2 separate regions of the Homo sapiens genome follow, and region 1 is linked to region 2. Evidence: read pairs that join two places in POLR2A ChIA-PET (ENCODE). Cell type or tissue: B cell. All regions are shown on one strand. Links, peaks and the distances in the headings refer to the core of each region. The heading gives the core; the rest is flanking DNA. Region 1 overlaps RABGAP1L (RAB GTPase activating protein 1 like). Region 2 overlaps RABGAP1L (RAB GTPase activating protein 1 like).

Region 1 (9,445 bases), core at 4,002-6,501, 94 kb before region 2:
AACTTCATTATGTTCCACTGAGTATTTACTTTTCTAAAGACAGACCTTTAACAATTTTTCCTTTTTTTCATGTTTTGGAGACAGGGTATCTCTCTGTTGCCCAGGCTGGAGTGCAGTGGCACGGTCATAGCTCATTGCAGCCTCAAACTTCTGGTCTCAAAGCGATTCTCCAACCTTCGTCTCAGGAGTAGCTGGTGGGACTATAGGACTGTACCCACCACACTCTGCTAATTTTTTAAATGGGAGTCTCCCTATGTTGCCCAGGCAGGTCTCAGACTCCTGGGTTTAAGCAATCCTCCTGCCTCAGCCCTTCCAAGCATTGGAATTACAGATGTGAGCCACTAAACCCTGCACAATTTTTCAACTTTTGGGAATTTCACTTAGAGGAGGATAATAGTAGCTTTTAGACATTTTTATCAGTTATCCAAGGGTGGAAAAAAATACTTAAAATGCAAGTAACTACAAACATTTTTGGTTTTGTGGGAGACAGTGTAGATAGAACATAGAACCTTAATTCTTGATCTAGTGCTGCTGTGAAATTCAGAGAGAATAAGTAATTTAGACACAACTTCTTTCTCCTCTTTGCACATTAACCATGAGCTAATATTGAGTGTTTACATGGGGTAGTTATTACATAAGAAAATGTACATTATCTCGCTAATCTTCACAGTAACCATATGAGGTAGGAACGATTATAATATCATCTCCAGTTTGCAGGTGAGGAAGCAGGATTAGAGAACTTCAGTAACTTACCTAAGATCACATAGCCAGGCGCCGTGGCTCATGCCTGTAATCCCAGCACTTTGGAAGTCCGAGGCGGGCAGATCACGAGGTCAGGAGATTGAGACCATCCTGGCCACATGGTGAAACCCCATCTCTACTAAAAATACAAAAATTAACCAGGCGTGGTGGCATGTGCCTGTAATCCCAGCTGCTCGGGAGGCTGAGGTAGGAGAATCGCTTGAACCAGGGAGGCTGAGGTTGCAGTGAGCCGAGATTGCGCCACTGCACTCCAGCCTGGACAGAGTGAGACGCTGTTTCAAAAAAAAAAAAAAAAAAAAAAATCACGTAGCTTGTGAGAGGCAGTTATCTCTTGCTTCTAAATCTGTCTCACAGTGACTCTCTACTACTACTCTGTATTGACAATCTTTAAATGGGATGGTACTTGTTTTGCACATTTCATAGGATAGTTATGAGAATCAAAAAAGATAAGATGTACAAAAGAACACACAGATGTCTCTGGTGTATTCATTTTATTGGATAATATTTGAGACACCAAAGAAATCTTTGAAATCTTGTACACATATTTGTTTGTAATCAGTAATGCTATAAAATAAGTTGAACAGATGAATATTTGAAAAGTTATCTATAAAGACATATTTTGTGTGGGTTCAAGGGATCTGTGAGTGAAAGGTAGAGGAATGCAGAAATGTAGGGATGTATTATAAAAAGTGGATCAGATGATCTCTAGCAGCCTGAATTCTTTCTGCAATGAGGAGTATATGTAAATAACAGGTGACCTATAAGATCCTTCCAACATCAATAATCTATGAGTCTTTGTTATGGGTTACTTATTTTCTGTTAGAATATCCTCAAATTAGCGAGATATGCCCAAAAGAGCTTTTTAATTTTATTTTAGCTTAGATCATCAATAATCACCATTCTTTCTTTGTCCATTTCTAAAATTGTTTATATTTAAGGTATACAGCATGTTTTGCTATACATATACAAAACATATACAGATACAAAATCATGAAATGATTTTTATGTTTTGATACACAGATACAAAATCATGAAATGATTACTACAGTTAAGCAAATTAACCTATCCATCTCCTTCTATAATTTTTAAAATTGTGGTATAAGCATCTAAAATCTGTCTTAGCAAATTTTATATATACTATACAATATGAATAATTATAGACTTCGCGCTATACATTAGCTCTCTAGACTTATTCATCCTACATAACTGCGAGTTTGTACCCTTTGACCTACTTATTCCCATTTCGTCCCCCTCCTTTCCCCTGGTAACTGTGGCTATACTCTTGTTTCTGCGTATTCAGCTTTAAAAAAAAAAAAAAAAAAGGATTTCGCTGGGTGTGGTGGCTCACGCCTGTAATCCCAGCACTTTGGGAGGCCGAGGCAGGCAGATCACGAGGTCAGGAGTTCGAGACCAGCCTGACCAAAATGGTGAAAACCCGTCTCTACTAAAAATACAAAAATTAGCCAGGCATGGTGGCATGTGCCTGTAATCCCAGCTATTTAGGAGGCTGAGGCAGCAGAATCGTTTTAACCCGGGAGGCGGAGGTTGCAGTGAGCTGAGATTACACCACTGCACTCCAGCCTGGGCGACAGAGTGAGACTCCATCTAAATAAATAAATAAATAAAAAGTAAAAAAAAGGATTTCATATATAAATGAGATCATGTAGTGTCTTTCTTTTTGTGTCTGGCTTATTTCATTTAACATAGTGTCCTCCAGGTTCATCTATGTTGTTTCAAATGACAGTATCTCCTTTTTTTTTTTTTAAGGCTGAATAATATTCCCTTGTGTGTGTGTGTGTGTGTGTGTGTGTGTGTGTGTGTGTGTATATATGCCACAAATTCTTTATCTGTTCATCTTAGGACAGACACTTAGGTTGTTTCCATAATCTAGGCTATTGTGAATAATGCTGCAATGAATATGTGAAAGCATATATCTCTATGAGGTGCTGATTTCAGTTTCTTTGGGTGTATACCCAGCAGAGGGATTGCTGGATCATAGGCAGTTCTATTTTTAATGTTTTGAGGAACTTCTATACCATTTTCCGTAATGTCTGTGTAGCAATTTACATTTTCAACAACAGTGTACAAGGGTTTCCTTTTCTCCACACTTTGGCCAACACTTTTGTCTTTTTGATAATAGCCATCCAAACAGGTGTGAGGTGATAGCTCATTGTGGTTTCGATTTGCTTTTCCCTGATAATTAGTGATGTTTTCAGTGCTTTTTCATATACCTGTTGGCCCTTTGTATGTCTTCTTTGGAAAAATGTCTCTTTAGGTTCTTTGCCCATTTTTTAATTGGGTTATTTCGTTTTGTTTTGTTTTTTGCTGTTGAGTTGTGAGAGTTCCTTATGTATTTTGGATATTAACCCTTTACCAGATACATAGTTTGCAAATATTTTCTCCCAGTCCATAGGCTGCCTTTTCATTTTGTTGTTTGTTTTGGAGAAGCTTTTTAGTTTGATGTAGTCCTACTTATTTATTTTTGCTTTTGTTGTTTGAGCTTTTGGTGTAGTATCCACCAATATCATTGCCAAGGCCGAACAATATCAGGGAGCTTTTCCCTTGTGTTTTCTTCTAGGGGTTTTAAGGTTTTATTATAGATATTAGTGTTTACTTCTTTAAGCTATTTTAGCAAACATTCTTTAAATGTCAGTTGCACTTAGATTGAATATAAATATATAATTATCTGAGTAAGATGCAGCTATGGTGTTTTGCTTTTTCCCCTCCAAGTTAAAAAGATTTTTTTTTTTTTTTTAAGATGGAGTCTCACTCTTGTTGCCCAGGCTGGAGTGCAATGGCATGGTCTCGGTTCACCGTAACCTCTGCCTCCCAGGTTCCAGTGATTCTCCTGCCTCAGCCTCCCGAGTAGCTGGGATTACAGGCGTGCACCACCATGCCCGGCTAGTTTTGTATTTTTAGTAGAGATGGCGTTTCTCCATGTTGGTCAGGCTGGTCTCAAACTCCCAACCTCAGGTAATCTGCCCACCTCAGCCTCCCAAAGTGCTGGGATTACAGGCGTGAGCCACAGCACCCGGCTGTTAAAAAGATTTTTTAGAGGATGGGGTGGGTGAAGTGGCTTACTATTACATTATTACATACTTGGTTCTTAATGCATTTCTTATGACTTCCTCTCAAATTTGGATTTCCTGAGTGTGCATTTTGAGAAGAAACTTAATATCATTATATATATGAAAGGTCATTTTAATTTTATGTAGTAAGTTTATGGCTTTTTATACAGTTGGTTTCATTCTCTGTCGTTTTTTTTTCAACAAGTATTTATTTATAAGGTAGAATATGGGTTTTGTGCTGGAGAAGCAGAGATGAGAGATTGTTGAAGAGCTGACAGTCTTATTGGGGAAACAGATGAATAGAGAGTGGCAAGGAAGGGGCACCACAAGGTGTGTCTTCAGAAGGATATGTAAACTGATCTGGGTTTCAAGTAAGGCTGTCTGGAATATCTGAGTTGAGTTTATAGAAAGCAAGAGGGATATTTTAGATATAGGTATGAAACTTTGAAATAGTAAGTCTTTACCTATCTAGACTCAGTGGCAGTACCTCATCTCTCTGAAACATTACAAAAGCCCCCAAATAGTTGTCAGTTTAATAAGAAATTCTTTATAAATAAAGCTCTTTAGGCTGTCGCTGAGAGCTTATTTTTACTTTATATATGATACTTAAGGTTTCTAAGGTTGTAGTAGATTAAGGAGGAATAATTTACAAGCAGCAAGATGCTGCAATAAACATACTGATAACAAGACAGATTTCTGACAACATGATAGCAATGAAGAAATTGGAAAAAAAATACACACACACACACACACACACACACACACACACACACAACTGAATAAGTCATAGATAATACAAGGAAAACATCCTTGGACAACTAAATTAGCTTTAAGGGTATCAAATGTATTTGTAATACTATAGAATAATAATGAAAGTTTGCTGTGCTCTCTGTTACCAAGAAGACATGAAATATATGTCCTGTATAGTATATATATTAGTTAGGATTCTTCAGAGAAACAGAACCAATAGGATAGCTATGTGTAGATACAGATCTGTTGGAATTGGCTTACACAATTATGGAGGCTGAGAAATCCCGTGATAGGCCGTCTGCAAACTAGGGAACTAGGGAAACCAGTAGCTCATTTCAAGTCCAAAGGCCTGAGAACCAGCAGAGCCAACATTGTATTAGGTTGGTGCAAAAGTGATTGAGGTTTTTGCAAAATAACTCTCAATTCGAGGCTGAAGGCTGAAAAACTAGGGGGCTGCTGATGCAAGTCCTGGAGTCCAAAGGCTGGAGAACCTGAAGTTCTGAGGTCAGAGGGCAAGAAAGACAAATGTCTGAGCTCCAGAACAGAGAGTGAGTGAATTTGCCCTTCCTCTGCCTTTTTGTTTTATCTTATCCCCCAGCAGATTGGATGGTGCCTGCCCACACTGGGTAAGGGTAGATCGTTCTTACTCAGTCTATTGATTCAAATGGCAGTCTCTTTGGGAAACACCCTCATAGGCAAATGCGGAAATAATGCTTTTACTAGCTATCTGGGTATCCCCTAGTTTAGTCAAGTTGACAACTAAAACTAGCTATCACAGTAAATTTATGAAGGTGTCAAAGTATTTATATTACTAAGATTTTTAAAATATGAAATAGGATGAAAACCAGGGGGTAAACTTAGTACAGTTATCAAATTGTTTTTTTCAGCATGATTGATTTCTAAAAGGCTTTGAATAACCATAGATTTAATTTTCTTGTATATGACACAGACCAGTAGATTATGGAATGCTAGACATTGTTCAGTACAATATTATATAACTGTAGTTAGAAATTACTTAGATACCAGAGTTATGGTTCTTAACCACTTGGGTACCAAGAATTTTTAGAGAGCATGAACCATGTCGTCTTTTTGTTCTGGATGGCATGAAGTTGGGGTCTGAGCATAGATATCATCTTAAAAAGCCTTTCTTGAGACTGTGGTCTCTGTTAGAAATCTCTCATTTGTGCTTTTAAAGCATTCAGTTTTCCTCTTTGTTGTCATACTAATCACATTGTATTGCAACTTGCCTGTTTCTGCATTAGACTACAGGCTTTCTTTTTTCTTTTTTTTTTTTTTTGAGACAGAGTCTTGCTATCTTGGCTCACTGTAACCTCTGCCTGCTGGGCTCAAGCAGTTCTCCTACCTCAACCTCCTGAATAGGGACTACAGGCACGTGCCACCACGCCCGGCTACTTTTTTTTTTTTTTTTTTTTGAGACGGAGTCTTGCTCAGTTGCCCAGGCTGGAGTGCAATGGTGCGATCTCAGCTTACTGCAACCTCTGCCTCCCAGGATCAAGCGATTCTCCTGCCTCAGCCTCCTGAGTAGCTGGGATTACAGGCACCCACCATCATGCCTGGCTACATTTTGTATTTTTGTAGAAATGGAGTTTCACCATGTTGGCCAGGCTGGTCTTGAACGCCTGACCTCAGGTGATCTGCCCTCCTTGGCCTCTCAGAGTGCTGGGATTAGAGACATGAGCCACCGTGCCCAGCCAGTATTACTTAATTCTTATAATAGTCCTGTATTACTAACAGTTTAGCGAGAAGACAGCATTGTTTTAGATTTTGCAAACCTGTGTAATGTCTGGCTTTGTAGAAGACAGACAAATTCTCATATTTGTCACTGCATTCACCCTATTGCAGTATGCTTTTTGGGTTGAAATATCCAAAGAAAAGCTGGCCTCATATGTAGCTTGTAAAGGGAGGAGTATTTTAATAGTCTTTTAAGGTAATGTTGATATTTTTCTTTCATATCACACCAGAATTCTACAGTTGGTAGTTTTATATTAATGGTTAGTTGCCATGTAAAATCTTACATCACATTAATGAACTTTTTGTAACCTGTTACATTTAAAATCCACTGGTCTGTCTTGCAGTTTGAATGGATCTTTTATCTATGTGTAATTTTATAACTCGTCATTTGTAAGGCATTGGTTCACTGATTTATGCAGATCTTTATAATATTGGCACATCTTATTATACAATATAAAGAAGTCAAGCTGGGCATGGTGGCTCACGCCTGTAATCCTAGCACTTTGGGAGGCCGAGGCGGGCGGATCGCTGGAGCTTAGGAGTTCAAGATTAGCCTGGGCAACATGGTGAAACGCTGTCTCTACCAAAAATACAAAAAACTTAGCCAGGCATGGTGGCACATGCCTGTAGTCCCAACTACTTGGGAGGCTAAGATGGGAGGATCACTTGAGCCTAGGAGGCGGAGGTTGCAGTGAGCTGACATGGCACCACTGTACTCCAGCATGGACAACAGAGGGAGACCCTTTTTCAGAAAAAAAAAAAAAAAAAAAAAAAAAAAAAAAAAGGTCAACATTTGTTAATACTGCCATCAGTGTCATCAGAAAAGTCTTCTAAGGGCTGGGCATGGTGGCTCACGTGTGTAATCCCAGCACTTTGAGAGGCTAAGTCAGGCAGATCATTTGAGTCAGAAGTTTGGGACCAGTCTGACCAACATGGTGAAACCTTTACTGAAAATACAAAAAAATTAGCTGGGCATGGTGGTGGGCGCCTGTAATCCCAGCTACTCGGGAGGCTGAAGAAGGACAATTGCTTGAACCCAGGAGGTCAAGGTTGCAGTGAACTGAGATAACACCACTGGACTCCAGCCTGGGCGACAGAGTGAGACCCTCTCTCAAAACAAAACAAAACAAAACCAACAGTGTAAAACGTTCCTGTTTCTCCACAGCCTTGCCAGCATCTGTTGGTTCCTGACTTTTTAATAATTACCATTCTAACTGGCGTGAGATGGTATCTCATTTTGGTTTTGATTTGCGTTTCTCTAATGACCAGTGATGATGAGCTTTTTTTCTTATGTTTGTTGGCCGCATAAATGTCTTCTTTTGAGAAGTGTCTGTTCATATCCTTCGCCTACTTTTGATGGGATTGTTTGTTTTTTTCTTGTAAATTTGTTTAAGTTTCTTGTAGATTCTGGATATTAGACCATAGTTAGATGGGTAGATTGCAAAAATTTTCTCCCGTTCTGTAGGTTGCCTATTCACTCTGATGATAGTTTCTTTTGCTGTGCAGAAGCTCTTTAGCTTAATTAGATCCCATTTGTCAATTTTGGGTTTTATTAAAATTGCTTTTGGCGTTTTAGTCATGAAGTCTTTGCCCATGCCTATGTCCTGAATGGCATTGCCTAGGTTTTTTCCTAGGGTTATTATGATTTTGGGTTTTACATTTAAGTCTTTAATCCATCTTTAGTTAATTTTTGTATAAGGTGTAAGGAAGGGGTCCAGTTTCAGTTTTCTGCATATGGCTAGCCAGTTTTCCCAACGCCATTTATTAAGTAGGGAATTCTTTCCCCATTGCTTGTTTTTGTCAGGTTTGTCAAAGATCAGCTGGTTGTAGATGTGTGGTGTTATTTCCGAGGTCTCTATTCTGTTCCATTGGTCTGTATATCTGTTTTGGTAGCAGTACCATGCTGTTTTGGTTACTGTAGCCTTGTAGTATAGTTTGAAGGCAGGTAGCATGATGCCTCCAGCTTTGTTCTTTTTGCTTAAGGTTGTCTTGGCTATATGGATTGTTTTTTGGTTCCATATGAAATTTAAAGTAGTTTTTTCTAATTCTGCAAAGAAAGTCAATGGTAGCTTGATGGGAATAGCATTGAATCTATAAATTACTTTGGGCATATGGCCATTTTCACGACATTGATTCTTCCTATCCGTGAGTATGGACTGTTTTTCCATTTGTTTGTGTCCTCCCTTATTTCCTTGAGCAGTGGTTTGTAGTTCTCCTTGAAGAGGTCCTTCATGTCCCTTATAAGTTGTATTCCTAGTTATTTTATTCTCTTTGTAGCAATTGTGAATGGCCTGATTTGGCTCTCTGCTTGTCTGTTGGTGTATAGGAATGCTTGTGATTTTTGCACATTGATTTTGTATCCTGAGACTTTGCCGAAGTTGCTTATCAGCTTAAGGAGTTTTTGGGCTGAGATGGGTGGTGGCAGTATAAATTAGTTCAGCCATTGTGGAAGACAGTGTGTCAATTCCTGAAGGATAAAGAACCAGCAATACCATTTGACCCAGCAATCTCATTACTGGGTATATACCCAAAGGATTATAAATCATTCTGCCATAAAGACAGATGCACACGTATGTTTATTGCAGCACTATTTACAATAGCAAAGACTTGGAATGAACCCAGGTGCCCATCAGTGATAGACTGGATAAAGAAAATGTGGCACATATACACCATGGAATACTATGCAGCCATAAAAAAGAATGAGTTCATGCCCTTGGCAGGGACATGGATGAAGCTGGAAGCCATCATTCTCAACAAACTAACAAAGGAACAGAAAACCAAACACCGAATGTTCTCACTCATAAGTGGGAGTTGAACAGTAAGAACACATGGACCCAGGCAGGGGAACATCACATACTGGGGCCTATTGGGGGTTGGGAGGCAAGGGAAGGGAGAGCATTAGGAAAAACAGGTAATGCATGCAGGGCTTAAAACCTAGGTGACGGGTTGATAGGTGCAGCAAACCACCATGGCACATGTATACCTATGTAACAAGCCTGCACATTCTGCACATGTATCCCAAAACTGAAAGTAAAACAAACAAAAACAAAACAAAACAAAACAATCCCAGAAAAGTCTTTTAAGTAGTGTGAGGCTGTTAAGCTAGTTTTTTT
Region 2 (9,445 bases), core at 2,702-5,201:
GACTTTGAAATTTATTGGTTTTCTTGTTATAATCATTTTTAATATATTTTAAAATCTGACTGTAGCTAAGTTCTCATTTTGTATTTGAAGGGAGTTAGTAAAAGTACTCATATTTGGTGGGAGGATGGCTTGAATCAGGAAGTGGAGGTTGCAGAGCTGAGATTGTGCCACTGCACTCCAGCCTGGGTGACAGAGCTGGAGCCTGTCTTGAAAAAAAAAAAAAAAAAAGTGAAGAAGGAAAGCACTCATATTTGAGTTATTCTGCATTTTAAATTTTGACCCTTTATTAATGTGAGAATTAATGGGAACATTATTGCTAAGGATGGTATGGAGGGTTTTTTTGTTTTTATTTTTGAAATTTATTCAATGAAAAATTTTAAGAACATTGACCTAAAAATATTCTTCTTTCTGTATGTTATTTTCTCTGTACTGGTATTTTTTTTTGTTTTTGAAATTTGTTGGTTGAAAATTTAAAAAAAGTGGACCTAAGATATTCTTCTTTTATAGCCTATCTGCATGTTAAATTCTCTGTACTGGTAGCAGCTCTATGGCAGTCCTAAGATCTATTTAGGTTATTTTTTTCTTGGTGATTTTTCCTAGTGTTCTAGGAAATCTAAGATAGATAGTTAGTTACATAGACAGATAGATAGATAAAACGATTTCCTACCTGATGAATGAAAAGAGTAACCAATTTTTAAATCTGGAGAGACTCCTTCTTCCTATTACTGATATCACTGAAGTTACTAGAGTGAAATTTTTAGGATAAATAGCTATAGAGTACCCTCATCTGGGTTTGAATCTTGGCTTTACAGTGATCTTGGTCAAGTTATTTAACTTCTCTGTGCTTCAGTTTGCAATTTGTAAATTGTGAATAAAACTTACCTCTTAAGATTGTGGGGAGAAGATTAGCTAGTAACTGTAAAGTGTTCACAATAATGCTTAATAAATGCATGCTATTATTACTATTAGTGGTACTATTACAACAACCACAGTTAAGATTTTAAGACTATTGGTCTTTTTTGAGTGATAATCAGAAGTAAGTAACCTGCAAAATCTGAGTAGACTGCTACCACTGGAAGGCAAAATCTTGGCTAGAGTTCTTTAGAACCTATGTGTGTATATACAGGCAGTCCTTGCTTTGTAGTTATGGTATACATTATTTTCTCTTACCGTGGTTCAGTTACAACACTAGTCTCCCAAACACATGGTTCAAATTTCTGTTACCATAGTATATTAACAGAGTAATTGCAAAACAAACTCTGCTGTTCAGTCCACAAGTCACTATATACATACATGATTAGTGACCAATCATGTCGCTTCTTCCAAAGTCTGTTGGTGATTGGTCACTGTGTATCTGTTATTCACTTTACTTACAGATAGCAAAGTATGTGGTTGTGTTGCCTCTTTGTCTCTGGTAATAAATCCATTTGACATTTTACAAAAATGGATAATCCAAAGAGGAAATTGGCCAACAAAGCTAACAGTGCTACAAAGAAATGAAAAGTCATAATGCTGAAAGTGAAATTGCATGTAATTTTAGAAGATGCACAGTCTTAGAAGATTTTAAAATGGCAACAGCAAAATGAAGACAGAATGAGACCTAGGCCTGTATAAAGTTGTGATATGAACCATATTGAAAAAGTATGATAAATTTAAAAAAATGATAAAATCACTCCAACATCCTTTAGTTTAAGTTTCACTAGGAACAGAAAGCTGCTTATGGTTTAACTGGAGCATATACTTCTGCTTTGGATTAAGACTGTAATAAACAAAAATTCCAATCAGTTTTGCTAGCATGTCAGCCAAAATACTGAAGTTAGATGCCACATCAAAAGGAAATAGTAATTATAAGGAGACTGGAGATTATGCAATTTCTTTATCTCAATTTTGGGAGAAATATGACATAAAGCATGCAGTTGAAGACATCATTTCAGGGAGCAACAATGAATATTATGTCTGTAGTATAGCAAACTTTTACTTCGCTATAGAAGTAACTTTGAAGGATATGAATAGGACACTTATGGAGATGTAGAATAAATAGCTGTCTGTGGGAGTGTTGACACTGTTGCTATTCAGTGGACTCTAGATATGCAGCCAGATGAACTTTGTGAAGATGAACTTATCAGTGTAAATAAGGAAAGTGGTTGTGATGAAAAGCATGAATGTTCCAGGGGAAATGACTCTGGCAAATTTTTCACATTAAAGGAACTCTTGGAGATACTTCACAACATTGAACATGCAAAGGATAAAGTTTGGAAGTTAATCCAAACTTAGAAAGGAATATGACAGTTTGCCAAGATAGAAAAAATACTTTGTATTGTAAATTATATGAGAAGGCAGCAAGCACTGTTCAATATATTCTTGATAAGTTTTTTTAAATAATTAAAATACTTTAATTTTTGTGCTTCAAACAACGAAGTGCTAAATAAACAATAGTTTTACTTTTTAACAATTGTCCTATATATTTATAACTGAAAGTAAGAGAGTTTTTGAAGTTTGGACAAAAATTTTTAAAGGTTACTGAAGAATCATAATTTTTCCTTTTGAAAAATATCATTTTATATGCAGTTTTGCTTATATGGTTATTTTTGTGGTTCCACACCACTGTACATAGTGACAAATGCCTGTGTATCTTTCTCTACTTCAGTCTTTTTAGTAAGGGAAATAACAGTCTCATTGACACAATAGAAGATTTGCCCAATTATCTTTTTGCTTTAGCCCCTTTGGGGAGACTGACTGAGATTCCAACTTTTATGAAATTATTTAGTTTTAGTGTTTTGCATAAAGTTTTGAAAAACTGTGATTGCATTATAGATTTTCTTATTTGCAGTTCTGTTTTTCCCTTTCTATTATGCTGTCACTTTTTCATTTTTTTTTTTTTTTGAGACGGAGTCTTGCTCTGTTGCCCAGGCTGGAGTGCACTGGTGCAATCTCGGCTCACTGTAAGCTCTGCCTCCCGGGTTCACGCCATTCTCCTGCCTCAGCCTCCTCGGTAGCTGGGATTACAGGTGCCCGCCACTACGCCCGGCTAATTTTTTTTGTATTTTTTAGTAGAGACGGAGGTTTCACCATGTTAGCCAGGATGGTCTCGATCTCCTGACCTTGTGATCTGCCCACCTCGGCCTCCCAAAGTGTTGGGATTACAAGCGTGAGCCACTGCGCCCAGCCACTTTTTCATTTTTAATAATAAAAGTTTAGTACAGCAAGAGAGCGTGTTCTTTTCCTCTCTCTCCTTCCCTACCTTCCATTTTTATCTTCATGGAGATATATGTAATTCCTAATGATTTGATAGACTAAAGGTAAAAGTTTTTAAAAAATTAGTTTCATATTGCAGGACATTAATACAACATCTGTTTTTCTCACTTTTTCCTGCAGTTAAGTCTAAAGCCGTATTAGTGATACAGAGTTTTTGGTATTTGTTCTAGAGGTTAACTTGGTGTTAAAAGCTGCTTAAAGTTCTATTTTGAGTAAACACTAAGTATTACTATGAAAGGGAGAGCTTTCTCTTCTTAATGGTAATGGTAATTATAATAATTTATAATTATCAACTGTTTTATAGTTTACAGTGCCCTTTCATCATGAGTTTTTTCTTTTCTTTTTCTTTTTTTTCTGAGACGGAGTCTTGCTCTGTTGCCCACGCTGGAGTGCAGTGGCGCAGTCTCGGCTCACACAAGCTTCGGCTCACACAAGCTCTGCCTCCCCGGTTCACGCCATTCTCTCGTCTAAGCCTCCCGAGTAGCTGGGACTACATGCGCCCGCCACCAGGCCCGGCTAATTTTTTTGTATTTTTAGTAGAGACGGGGTTTCATCTTGTTAGCCAGGATGGTCTCAATCTCCCGACCTCGTGATCCGCCCACCTCGGCCTCCCAAAGTGCTGGGATTTACAGGCGTGAGCCACTGCGCCACCGCGCCCGGCCAGGAGTTTTTTCATGTCGAGTTTACGTTGACGTAATGAACATGAAAGCAAGTATTTGTACTTCAGAAATGTGGAAAGTGAGACTTTGAGGTTTGTGATTTGCCCAGGGTCTCTCAGGGAGCTTATAGTCTTTTACTGACAGTCCTTGGCAGGCTGTAATGTAAAAGACCATATAGTTTTGTAGTGATAGACATGGGCATGAATCCCGGTCGTGTAACTTAGTAGCTATGTGGCTTTGGGCAAAACCATTGTTTTTGAAAATCAGTTTTATCGTTTGTTGTATGAAGGTTGCTTTGAAATTTAAATGTAACAGTATAGTAGAGCCTGGCTTAAAGTTAAGACATTCAATAAACAATATCTATTATTATGATAATAATTGATATAATAGCATCATCAGCTCATTCTCAGGAGGTTGATTTCAATTTTTCAGTGAAGTCAGCTATTCACTATATTATAAATTATGTTGGATGTCTCTTCTATACTTTGTTGATATTATGTACTTACAGGTATTTTAGAACGAATGATATCAGATTCTAATTGCCTGTTTACTTATTTTCCCCCCCACTATACTGTAAACTCCTTGAGAAAATAGGTGGGATAGCAATTTGCTTTTTACCTTATCTATAGAGTTAATAAGAGACTGTTGAATGCTTTGAACTCCCCAGTGAAACACTGAATACTCCTATTAGGTGTTAATGTTACTAATAATATCTATCTAATTTCTGACACATTATTCCTAATAGATCTTGCTGGCCTCCATAGGAATCCTGGTGTGCTTTAATGAAGTGTAATTTTGAAAATGACTAATACAGCTTGACAGAAAATAATTATGTAATTTAAGTGCTTAAAGTTCATGTATTATACCTTTCCTGTTTGCTAGAAGAGGGAGCAGAGTCCCAGGGGGTTAGGTGCTTTCTCTAAGGTCATGCTGGTTGGTGGCAGGGCTTTTTTTTTTTTTCCAGGCCAGGAAAAGATTAGTGCATTAAAGATTATCAAAATAAGGTGATGAGTATTGCTACTTAAGAAAAATCCAAACCTCTAAGGCTCCTTTTGCAGTACAATGTAATATAGAAATATTATGCTGAGAAAATGTGAAATTTCATCTATTTTATCATTCACCTGGAAGTGCTTGAGAAACAAATGACATTAAACTTTAACTTTTATTATAGCCATCAGAGATTACAAAAGGTAGGAGGGTGGGAGAGCGGGGTGAAGGTTGAAAGATTACCTATTGGTTACAATGTTCAGTCTTTGGTTGATGGGTACTCTAAAAGCCCAGACAGACTTTATCTCTACATAATGCATACATGTAAGAAATCTGCACTTGTAATCCTTATGCCTATAAAAATAAAAATTAAAAAAAATCTTTTTCTGCCTTAAAAAATAAAAAAATCCTTTAAATTTTCAAAAAGAACAAAAAGAAAGAGAGTATACTTTCCAAACTGTTAGCATTATTTCCTAAGGAGGCTGACAGAAGGGAGAAATTATTTTTTCTTTACATACTTTGGTATTTGTTAACTTATTATGGTGACTATATAATGGGTTTGTAATTTAAACCCTATAATATAGAACATTGTTCTTAAAACAAAAAACCATTAGAGATGCAAGCTGAAGCAAAGTATGTAGGGATGTGTGAGATAAATCTGTTCTCATTGACCTAATTTTTTAGAGAGTCAAATTTTATTTCTAAAAAAGAATTAAATCTTTTATTCTTCCTTAGCAAGAATTTAGGGCAGTAGTATAAGAAATAGTACAGTGAATTGCATGATTGATTATTATTTAATTTGTGTAGACAGTGTTTATTACAAGAATTCATAGGAGAGAGATCATAGCAGTATATAGGTGAAATTATGAATACTAGAGTATAATTATTTCTCTTGTAGATTATATTTTGTTCTCTGTATTTGAAAAGTTATCCTCAGAGCTTACCAACTTTAGCTTTGCTATGTACGTGATCATTTTTGGGTGCCAGAAGGAAGCCTTGAACAAGTGATCCTCAAGAACTTATAGGAAGTATACATTTACTCCTTACTAAGCTTACATTTGGACAGGACCAGTGATCTTGCTCATGTCAGCATTAGCCATGATACTAGGAGAGTAAACCTTTGAAAAACAACAAGGATGAGAATAACGGTTGAGTGGTTAGCTGCCACTATTTTGAAATTGAAAAAATCTTATGTTTAATATAGTTATATTCTTTACCCTTTCTATAAATTGTTACATAGCATATCTTGAAGTTTTGGGAAACTACAATAAAAACATTCTTGTGTGTGGGTATGTGTTGTTGGCAGAGGGACCCTGTGGACAGATTACATTGCTTCTCAAGTTACGAGACCTATAATATAGCAGTATGAATTTGGGTAAATTGCTTAACTTCTCTGGACTTTACTTTGCTTACATGTAAAGTGGAGTTAATAATAGCCTAACAAACATAAAAATCTTCGAGTTAGCTGAATTTTAGAGCTTATGCAAATCCTTTACAAATAAAGTGGCAGTGTTGATGGGATTCCTAAAGCTTCTCTGGCATCAGGAAGCACAGAACAATATTAAATAGTTAACAGTAAATTAATAATATGTTGGATATAATATCTTCACTAATAGCCCATTTAGTAATAAAGTTTGCATAACTTTTTTTTTTTAAAACTGAGGATATAGTATTAACATGCTACTTAGTGAACATGACTGTGGAGGGCCAGGGTAACAACAGTTTGCTTTCTTTTTAATCTGGTTTGATGCAAAGAGAGCATAGTGTCATCTTCTTATTTTTAAAAACCTCGTTTTTGGTTTAACTGGGTTAATGGATTTTGACCTATATGTTTGGAATAAGTCTAAGGCAAATAAAATCTCTTATCTCCCTAGAAACTAATTTGTATCTCAGTACCATATTTTCTTTCAATTAACAACTTATGGCCACTTTTATGGTAGTTTCTTATTGGTAATATTTTACATGCAAATAAAGATCTGGAAATTTAGATGACTTATTTCTGTGTGATTTTATTATCTATCTTCATAAATACTTATTTCTGGTGTTTTTAGAAAAAAAACTAAAGCTTATAAATACAGAGCTCAGATTGTATAGTTATTGTAAAAAGGCTTTATGCTCACTGGGCTTCTATATATTCTTGATACCTTATTTCTCCTTTTTTTCCCCCAATATTTTCAGATGTTTTGGAATGTTATTAAGCCCAGGTCGAAACGTGAAGAACAGTGACATGCATTTACTGGATATGGTAATGATAATCTTAAGCACCTTAACCAAGTATAGATGATAGTTATTTTATATTTGACAAGTATTTTCTATTTACAAATTTTGTCATATTGTCAAAATTATTTCTTGCAGCTGTGTGATAGTAATAATTAAATTTGGAAACGCAAACTTAAAATTACTTGTGAAAGAGGAATTCAGGACAATTTCCACCAAAACAGTCATATGCAACAAATAAAAGGATTGTGTTATGATAATGTCCATTTATTTTTTTGGCTTCTTAGAAAGATATCTTTTCTTTGAACCTGTAGTAACAAGTACATGATTATAACAAGCATCTCCAGAGTGAATATGGTGCCTTTCATTTATTTTAATGCACTGCTATTAATTTGAGTTTGTGATGGGTACTTTTGTTTTCTTTAAAGCGTTTCCCTTTCTGAATTTCTTCTTGATTACCTGTCCTTAGCAAAGTACACTTATACTAGGAGTAATATTTATTTAAGGAATGTCCTTAAAGGTTAATATATATTCAACAGTTGATATTTAGTGTAAAAGTAGCAAGCTATTTTAACTTTCAAATAGAAATACCTTCTAATATTGCAGTTAGTGAAAACATTTAATTTGTGATTTGGAGACGTTATAGGAAAATAATCATCTTAGAGTAAGTATAAAGTTTCTTAGTGAACTGAAATTCTTATATTTAGTGATAATAAGCACTATATGCTTTCTTCTTTTTAGCTGTGTTTTGCAAATATCAGTTAAACATTACTAATTAGGTCAACTTTTTTTTGAGTAATTTCATGGTAATATCAATACTGATTTTATAGCAGTACAGGAATGGTTTATTCAGGCTTTTGGGTACCTGTTTGTCTGCTAAGTGTTGTGTGAAGTGATGAGGTTATGCATATGAGTAAAATATAGCTCTTACCATCTGTGGGTTCATGGTCTTGTGGGAAACAAACTTTTTAGTATCTGGTGGTACTTCAAGCCACAGAAATATAGAGGAAGCACTGCCTGAATAGGTCAGGTAAGGAAAACCAGTTAAATTGATTATTAAAACATAAATTAGCTATTGATCTATGTCTCTTACATCTTTTTTTTTTTTCTTGACCACATATCAGTAATGAAAGTGGTTTTACCTAAGGCAAGCCATTAGCATTTTGGAGCCCTGAAAATTCCATGAGGAAGTAAATTAGGAGGATTGAGGTAATGAAAACTTTTAAGATCCTAGGTCCTAATTAATCATGGTCTTTCAGAGTTTAAAAGACTAAGATGAATTACTGCAGAGATTTGTCCATAAAACCTAAATTCAGATTACAGAATTATAGAACTGGTATAAACTTCTGAGGCCCCTTCACTATGTCTCTCTAACTTTCAGAACAGTCCTCCCCACCTTTGAGTCCATATCTAAATCAAAAGAGTTGTGAGCATTCATGCTCTCAGACAGAGAAGGGGCTTACTTGCAACAAATAGTTGGGCAAATGAGAGGCTTGTATTTGCAATGATTAGCAGTTGTGATTTGTTATTACCCAGTGTTGTTAATCTTCATAGTGGACATTGAACCTCAGCTAGACTACTTCTAATGAAGAGAAACTCATTACCTTATGTTAAAGTCTAAGGGACAGTTCTGGTTATTACAAAGTTATTTTTTTATAATCACCTGAAATCATAGTTCTTGTAACTTGGCCTAATTAGTCTTAATTCTGCACTCTAGAACAAGATATTAATACTTTTACTCCTTCTATGACACTCCCAAATATCATGTGATCCTCATGACAGGAAAGTCCTATTTATAAATGAAGATATATTTTTCAGTGAAATAGCCAGATTACTTATATATAACAGTCATATGCTGAGTAAGAAAATTTCCGTGAATGATGGACCCATACTTTAAGGTCGTCCCGTAAGATTATAATGTATTTTTACTGTACCTTTTCTGTGTTTAGGTACACAAATGGTATTGTTATAGTTGCTATAGTATTTGGTACAGTAACGTGCTGTACAAGTTTGTAGCCTTGGAGCAACAGCCTAGTTGTGTAGCCCCTATACCATCTAGGTTTTTATAAGTACGGTGTATTCTATTTGCATAAAGAAATCACTTAATGACACATAACTTAGAACATAACCCTATCATTAAGCAACAGGTGACTCTGTGTGTGTGTGTGTGTGTGTGTGTGTGTGTGTAGAGGAGAGAAAGAGACCATTATCATATGAGTGTGTTGGGGCTGCTGAGAGGGTTTCGTTTACAAGTGACCTTGAGTGTATTTCATCTCTGGAATGCATGGTCCCTGCGCTCAAGCTACACAATCTGATTAGTGAAGTAT

What was found. Peaks named below come from ENCODE experiments on the same cell type or tissue, not always from the same donor. Only the 100,000 strongest peaks of a DNase experiment are listed, where the experiment ranks them.
Region 1: POLR2A ChIA-PET joins it to region 2 with 5 read pairs; 4 of 35 experiments call an interaction of 5 or more read pairs at or near these places.

What each region holds. Positions count from the first base shown.
Region 1 is chr1:174,169,631-174,179,075 of GRCh38, forward strand. All of the region lies in intron 1 of RABGAP1L (RAB GTPase activating protein 1 like), which reads left to right. Among named protein-coding and RNA genes, the nearest start is that of RABGAP1L, 15 kb to the left of the region's middle. In B cell, for the core only: no CTCF peak of the experiment used is centred there; a DNase peak (open chromatin) is centred at 5,230.
Region 2 is chr1:174,265,335-174,274,779 of GRCh38, forward strand. It overlaps RABGAP1L (RAB GTPase activating protein 1 like), which reads left to right. Exons shown (of 26, transcript NM_001366446.1): 8 at 7,080-7,146. Among named protein-coding and RNA genes, the nearest start is that of RABGAP1L, 110 kb to the left of the region's middle. In B cell, for the core only: no CTCF peak of the experiment used is centred there; no DNase peak of the experiment used is centred there; H3K27ac peaks cover 362 bases.